Linked DNA regions of Homo sapiens: region 1 is linked to region 2. Evidence: chromatin contacts called from ENCODE Hi-C or POLR2A ChIA-PET data. All regions are on one chromosome and are shown on one strand. The core of a region is the stretch at or near the end of the contact, and the rest is flanking DNA. Distances in the headings are between cores, read along the strand shown. Region 1 overlaps LOC105370651 (a long non-coding RNA gene). Region 2 has its middle 66 kb from the start of LINC02291.

Region 1 (3,853 bases), core at 948-3,447, 100 kb before region 2:
TTCATTATTCTTTTGTTTTCTGTCACTGGGAACTGAAAATTTGTGCCAGGGTTTTACCTACAGAGAAATTTTGAATTATAGTTAAAAATTAACTTTTCAAATAAAATCATACAAATCTTCTTAAATAAAGCCTATCAGATTTTAAGAAGAGTTTGTCTTCATCAGATTTCAATTGATGAAGGAAGAAAGAAAAAAGGAAAACTTCAGTGAAAGTAAAAATGTAGAATGTGCCCTTTGACTGATTGATCTGATCAACAGCAATGTGTCATTTAGAGTTCCTCAGAGAATTATTAGCACTGGCTAGAGTCAGCCTGACCAATCACACACACACACACACACACACAACACACACACACACATGCATACACACACACACACGCTGATGGAAAGCAGTGGGGCTGGAGGGAACACTTACCAAAAGCATAAAGTTAAGCCTTTCCATCAGCAATATCTCCACTGGCTTTTTTATATACTGCCTGCAACTCAAGATTGAAGAACTGGAGATTTTCATTCCTGTTCTTCCTCTTTCAACGGGCAATGTTGAAGCCCATGGGTTTTGGAAGAAATCTGGCTTTATTTCCCAGCTCCTCCAGGTAGCATCTAATCATGCTGGGCAAGAATTCAATTTCTCTGAACTTTAATTTTCATCAGGCAAAGAAAAAGATATAGAAGTAGCAATTGTTTTCCAGGGAAAATGTAAAGATTAAATGGAATGACATACATAAACTGCTTAGTTAGAGCACATAGTGCTCTGACATTTTAGCTGGAAATAATATGCAGCATTTATTGAGTGCATGTATTGTATTTGCCATGCACACTCTTTAAGTGTTTTGCAGTGGTTTTCTTTTGTATTTAAAATTCATGTCGGCCAGGTGCAGTGGCTTACGCCTGTAATCCCAGCACTTCAGGAGGCCGAGGTGGGCAGGTCAGGGGTTCAAGACCAGCCTGGCCAACATGGGGAAACCTCGTCTCTACTAAAAATACAAAAATTAGCTGGGCGTCGTGGTGGGCGCCTGTAATCCCAGCTACTCAGGAGGTTGAGGCAGGAGAATCGCTTGAACCCAGGAGGCGGGGTTGCAGTGAGTCAAGATCGCACCAGTGCACTCCAGCCTGGACAACAGAGCAAGATTCCGTCTCAAAAAAAAAAAATAATAGTTCATGTAATCCTCACAGTATCTATATTGGCAATAAACATTATTGCCATCCACATTTTATAAATAGGGTCACTGAGGCACAGCGAGTGTAACTGCCTTGTTCCAGATTCCACAGTTGGTCCATGACAGAGCTGAGATCAGAACCCAGAGTCCTAACTCTTGACCATTGCAGGCAGTGTCCTTTGCTGCCGCAGTGAATTCAGTAATGCATGCACAGTACTGAGAAGCATTACCTGCCCTTATGCTTTCTAACTTCTTTTCTTCTTCCCACCATTGCAGTGGATCCATCCTGCTGCAAATGGTCATTTTTTTTTCCAGGGCACAATCTAAACATACATCGTTCTCTACTTAGAATCCTAAAGCTCTCCCACGGCCGGCAAAAGGAAACTTAAACTCCTCAGAGTGGCTCACAACCTGACCTCTTGTTCTGCCAGCTTCATTTCCTGTTGCTCTATCTCTGAACTAAACACCCAGTCACTTCAGACTTCTCCCCCAAGCAATGCTGTTTCCTCATGCCTGTGTGCTGGGGTGCCCACCGCCCTCCCGGCTAGAATACTCCTCTCAATTCCCTCTCCTTGGCAAAACTGCACTTTCTACTCTCTTCTGGGCATGCTCCGTCCTGCTGACCTGGTCCTAATCTGTTTACTCTCACACCAGTTCTGTAGGGCAGACGCTGTTGGTTTTCAAACGGGGAAGCCAATTCGGAGAAAATTGTGTTCAAATCATACCGCAGGAAAGTGACTAAGCTAAGATTTAAGTCCACATTTTTTAGTTTCAAGACTCTTTCACCTCCCTTGCACCATCTCCCAAGAAGAACTGGGGGCATTATTTTCTAGCTTCAGCGAGACCTGGGAAGGCTGGTGTTTCTCTTGATGGGGCATAACGTATCTCTGGGAGTGCCTGAAATTCCCTCTGGCTGGTCATCCTCACTCCTGGACTGTGTCTCCTTCCGCCACATTCAATGACCTCTGGGCCCATGGAGTCCAGGACACCCACAGGCAGATGTAGCCACAGCTCGAGGAAGGTCTCTCTGTCTCTCTCCGTCTCTCTGTCTCCCTCTGTCTTGCTGACTAGGAGAGGCACAGGCCAATGTAAGAAGCAAGCCTGGCTTGGGATGCAAAATAAAATGGAATAACGGGGCATGTGCATTTTATCAGAACCAAACAAATTGTGGCTATAAACATTCCGTCGCCAGTGAAATTGCAGCCTTCTTTGAAGATCAGTGTCTGTTTTTTAATGTATCTATATTAAAAAAAAAAAAAAACTGGACCAAATTTCCATTCAACCAGTATGGGGAGGGAGCAGGGGGTGGGAATGGGGACTGAGCCCTGGGAAATGAAACAAGGGAGGGAGAGAAAGGAGACCTTATGTCCTGGATTAGCACATTGATTAAAAGCAAGTTTCTTTCTCTTGAGCAACCCGCCCCCCACAGCCCATCCGCAGCCCCGCAAGCCACTAACCACAATTATTCCACGGGGTCTCTCTTTGCCTTACTTATTTGATATCCTCAGACTCAACTGTTATGGTTCAGACAGTTTGTCTTAGGGGTCCTGGGAGAAGGAGAAAAAAGGCAGCCTCCTAATTGTCTGCAATCGACTGTTGACATCTGCAAAGTACTCTAGCTTCTAACCCTCTCTGTGGATGGTGCATGAGTGCCCCCCACCCACTGCCCACCTCATCCACCTGGGCTTGGCAAGCGGGGCAGCTGCCACCACCATGCACAGCTGGGACTCCTGCCCTGAGCTCTGGCACCCTCCAACACACTGGGGTCACCTTGCTCCCTGTCCATTCCCCAGACCATTTTGTCCGACCTGTGGCTTCAATTACTCTCTGAAAACAGACAATACCCAAAGCCCTGCTTCCAGCTTTGATCAATCTTTGTTGCTCCAGAACCGCATTTGCAACAGTATAACAGACACTCTAGTTACTTCCATTTCTTTCTGGGTAAAATAAAAGAAAAAGACAAATCCCGGACATCTCATTCTAAGTAACTGCTCCTAAAGCAAGAACCTCAACTCTGACATGATTAAATGTAGCCCCACAGCAGAACTCACACATGTCTCCTGGAGCCAAGATCCCTCCTTTGATTTTTCACCCATGCATTCTTCTGTCCTTTTGTTCTTCCAGACATTTCCACTTCTGTATGAGTTTTGAGTAAACACTCGAAACTTAAAATTTCTAAAACTGAACTCTTTCTTGTACAGTCTAGAATTACTTCTATTTATTTATCAGTAATACTCCAAGACTTGATATCTCCAAGTCTTCTCTGATTACGTTCCTCTAATGCAGTACAAATTATAGTCAGCATAACACATAACAATAGCAGTCACCGATGTTTTCTAGTAACACTGTTACTATCACAATTACAGCCCCACTACTTCTTGCCAAGTGTATTCACTCATAGAATGAGTTTTTCTTCCCAGCTTACTTCCAGGAATTCAATGTCACTTTCAATCAGAAAACTAGATGCAGTTAAAATAGAAAATTAGGGGAAAAAAATGAACCCCTTCCCAAAGAAACTGGATGATATGTTTTCTTAAATTTTTATAGATTTGTATTTTTATAAATTGTGCACTTTTCTATAGGTATGCTGAACTTCAATGCAAAGTTTACTTAAAACAAAAATGGAATAAAAATGCCAAGATCCCCCATAAGGCTCTGGGTGCTCCCTCTGTTGGGAACCTCACTTCCCCTGCAAT
Region 2 (3,898 bases), core at 339-2,838:
AAGGACAAGGGACTTGCCCAAAATGATGAGGCTGGTCAGTGGCAGCTGGGGTTGTCCATTTATTCATGCATTTGCTTGAACTCAGAGGTCCCCAGATGACACTCCCTCACTGGGTGTCATGCTGTCTTCCAATGGGCCACTGTCATGTCCTTTAAAATGCTGGTACCTTGTCATTCCTTCTTCATAGAATGACCTTTCTTTTGTTTTTTTTGTTTTTTTTTTTTTTTTTTTACATGCTTTATTCTCTTTGGTCATTGCTAAAATGTCACCTCTACAGAGACATCTTCACTGACCATATTTTCTGTAGTAGATCTTCTCCTCACTTTCTCTCCCTGTGTTACATTTCTCTACATCACCTTTCAACTTGTCTGTTACTTGTTGCTTTAAACTTGTTTGTTACTCATTGTCTCCATCTCATATTGGCATGTAAGCTCCACTGCAGGCAGGATCTTTATATAAAGCAGGGATTCAATTAATATTTGACCAATGAAGGTTGGAGGTTTGGATGGGTGGATAGATGGCTTCATGTTGTGGAGTCACAAGAATTGCAAGAGCCAATTCGACTTATGAAAGGCCCTTAAAAATACAGTCTTTTATTTAGTTTTGTTTGATTTACTTTTGTTTCCCCATAAAAATTCTGCAAATCAGAAACTTAAAAAAAATTATCTGTGTCTAGGAGGGTAGCTTGAGGTCTCCAGCCATGTATCTTGCCAAGTGTCTCCAAGATGCTGCCCCTTCCAGGCCTTGAGGATTTGCTCTGGCCTCTGTGTATGGGCAGGGGAATATGACTTCGCTCGTAATAGCAAGGGCTAGTGAATGTGATCTGGAGCCAGGAATAAAATTCGTAGTAAGACTCTGGAACAAGAATAGTGAGCATGAGGTGAGAGGAATGCTCCTCAAAAAGCCTGTGGTGTGGCAGGTTTTGCAGAAAGAGAGAATGAAAGACAACAGGGGATGGCTAGCCAATGAGATGGCACAGGCTTCATCTCTTCTCTGTTTTGGCTAAAATCCTCATATCTATATACTGACATGTAAATCACCATAAAATGTTGGAGAGTCTTCTTTTGTGGCAAAATAATTGCAGCAGATATCAGAAGACCTATATTCTGATCCCACGTCTGCCTTGAGAAGTCATGCCTACTTTCTGTGCCTCAATTTCCTTATCTGTAAAATGGCCTTATTTCTAAAATCCTTGCCCCATCTGAGTCAGAAGGTTGGGGAGCTGATGAGCTAATTTTCTAATTACTTTGCTTAGTTGTGAAGTCGTACACAAATGAGCAGTCTCACTTATCCATCATAAAATCTTACTAAATGGTGTCTTGCTTTGTTTGGTTCAGAAAGAAATGTTTATCCTGATCGTGCATTCTGAGAGTTCACAGGAATTTTAAATCTAATTTGATTTGTCTGATTTTGACTTTCCCTCGACTTCCTATTTCAAAAGTGAAACTAAAGGAGGATCTATTTCTCTTTGGTTTCAGGTTCTAACAGTGGGGCTTTTTTTTTTTTTTTTTTTTTTTTTTTTTTTTTTTTTTTGCATTCTGATTGCAAGCACTGCCTAACAAAGCCATATTTAAACGCAGGGAAATGTCACTTACATGTTACAAAGCTCACAGAAGCAAGTCTGTCTCTGCTGAATCTTTGAAGATGCTGCTTAATAAAACCGAGAGATCTTTCTGTCCAACAAAACCTCTGTGCATATTTTTGATGAAAGGGGTAAAAAGGGAAAAAAGAGCAAGGTGATCACAACAATGGTTTTTCATTACAGTTAGATACCTCCAAGGTTTAGCGTGGCAAAGCCTATCAGAAAAGATTGGGTATTAATTATGAAGGTACACTTCAATTTATCAGCAAAGGATATCAAACAGGCCAAACGCCACAGTCTCTCATATAATTTATCTCTTCCTTGTAGGGAGGCAGATAGCAACGATTTGCAAATTGCCTCCTCTGCAAAAAGAAGGGAGAAAAACATACACACACAACACACAATTAAAAGCAGATAAGCATCAGGCAATGTGTCACATTTTCAGCAGAAAGCCAAAAGTGGAGGTCTTAATCTCTGGGGTTGGTTTGCTGCAAATGCACTCCCTGATACTTCCCTTGACGTGACTATTTAACTCCTATTAAAATTAATAGGGGTCAGGCCTGATCATCAAGGGAGAAAGGGCCTCCTGGCGCAGATAGGCTTCAAGTAATAAGGATTTGGTGATTACTATATTATTTGTCCGTTCATTTTCAGATTATCTTGTAAGTGTGTGCTCCTTGTGCTCTTTGGTCCAATTATGAAGAATAACATGTCGCATAGAATCTATTTTTATTAAAGCAAACTTCTTTTCTTAAGAAGCATATAATTTGAGAGGGCATATTGGCAGGATCCTAATGCAGAGAGCTCAAAACTTTTTCCCCCAAATAAATACTGTCACTTTTTCTAAACTAGGTGTACTTTTATGAATCAACTGGGACCTCTGACCCAAAGATTGGGACAGCATCAATCCATAGAGAAATCCCACTCAAACATGACTTGGGTAATAGGAGAGTGTAATTTTTCTGAAAAAAAAAAAAAAAAAAGTGATCTGAACTTAGAGTCAAATGATAAGCAAAAATCTAAAATATCAGTGCTTAACAAAATTATCTGGACTCAGTTTACTCTTCTGTTAAATGGGGAGAATAAAAACACAGGCCTCAAGATCATTACAAAGACCATGAAGAGTGATGTGAGCTTGTACAAGGTGCACCAGTCACCTAACACCAGACTCTCATCTCTGCACTGAGGTGATTCAGGAAGAACAAAAGAGTCAACATCTATTTGCAATTTTTCTAAGTACTGCAGACTCCGAATCTTGCCAATTAAAGAAATTAGAACAACAACAATAATAAACATAGTAACATCAGCAGCATAATTTTATACAAGAAAGGACATTTTAAAGGCACAGGGACAAAAGCATTTCTTTGAAACAAAGAAAGTTATTGTCATGAAAATCATGCTGCATCTCTTATTTTTCTCATTTCACTGCAGACTGGTGAAAACAACCTCTCAAACCACCTCTGTTCTACAGGTAGGCATTTAGAAGCCTCTGAAATGGACCATCAGGACAGCCACAGATAAGTTCAGTAGCTCACAGAGAAAGTGATGATTAAGCAAGAAGAAGGCAGTTGAGCTTTTTCTTACTTTCTCATCTGCAGATCAAAATGCCATAATATACATACACCTAAACAAGGGTACTTCTGTCTCAATTTTTTGTCAACCTTTACTCTCCTTTTCCACACATGTCATTGGATCAAGCTTGCTACTTTTACTGCTTGAATCATCCTTCATAAATTTTGGTTTGATTAAAGCTTTTTGGTTTCAAAGTCTATTTTGTCAGATATTGATATTGTATTCCAGCTTTCTTTTGGATTGTACTTTTACAGTCTTTTTCAAAAAACTTTTTATCCTAAACATTTCTGTGTCATTTGTATGTGTCCCCCTTATAAATAGATTACAGATGAGAATTGTTTGCTTGTTTGTTTAATTAACTTTTTATTTTAAGATAATTCTAGATTCACAGGAAGTTGTGAGAAATTGTAAAGAGTACCGTCATAACTCTAGTGTGCTATCACAGCCAGGATATTGACAGAGGTGTGGTCAAGACACTGAACACTTCCATTAACATGAGGTTCCCACTGGTTACCCTTTAATAGCCATGTCCACCTCCCTCTGCCCTCACCCGTCCTAAACCCATGGTAACCACTGCTCTCTTCTCCCTTTCTACAATTTTCTTATTTCAAGAATGGTATATAAATGGAATCACGCTGGCCAACATTTTGAGATTGACTCTTCTCTCTCAACATAATTCTTTTGAAATCCATCCTGATCATTGTATAAATCAAATTAGTTCCCTTTTATTGCTGAGTAGTATTC

Evidence for each region. A loop is a pair of places that touch in the nucleus more often than their neighbours do. ChIA-PET counts read pairs that join two places held with the same protein, here RNA polymerase II (POLR2A). Pooled maps may share reads with other maps.
Region 1: a loop to region 2 is called in a map of CD4-positive, alpha-beta T cell, with 2.3 times the contacts of the local background. The contact joins two enhancer-like sites. A Hi-C loop is called at or near these places in 5 of 168 maps with a recorded cell type or tissue (CD4-positive, alpha-beta T cell, CD8-positive, alpha-beta T cell and naive thymus-derived CD4-positive, alpha-beta T cell) and 10 of 50 pooled maps. POLR2A ChIA-PET finds 5 or more read pairs at or near these places in 10 of 52 experiments (A549, CD4-positive, alpha-beta T cell, CD4-positive, alpha-beta memory T cell and 7 more).

The regions. Positions count from the first base shown.
Region 1 is chr14:97,722,386-97,726,238 of GRCh38, reverse strand. All of the region lies in intron 2 of LOC105370651 (a long non-coding RNA gene), which reads right to left. Among named protein-coding and RNA genes, the nearest start is that of LINC02291, 38 kb to the right of the region's middle. Within about 2 kb of position 2,197, at least 3 of the 41 ENCODE cell types and tissues checked have a DNase peak (open chromatin) inside an H3K27ac peak, as active enhancers do; they include CD4-positive, alpha-beta T cell and CD8-positive, alpha-beta T cell, where a contact is called at or near this core.
Region 2 is chr14:97,618,346-97,622,243 of GRCh38, reverse strand. No RefSeq gene overlaps it. Among named protein-coding and RNA genes, the nearest start is that of LINC02291, 66 kb to the left of the region's middle. Within about 2 kb of position 1,588, at least 3 of the 41 ENCODE cell types and tissues checked have a DNase peak (open chromatin) inside an H3K27ac peak, as active enhancers do; they include CD4-positive, alpha-beta T cell and CD8-positive, alpha-beta T cell, where a contact is called at or near this core.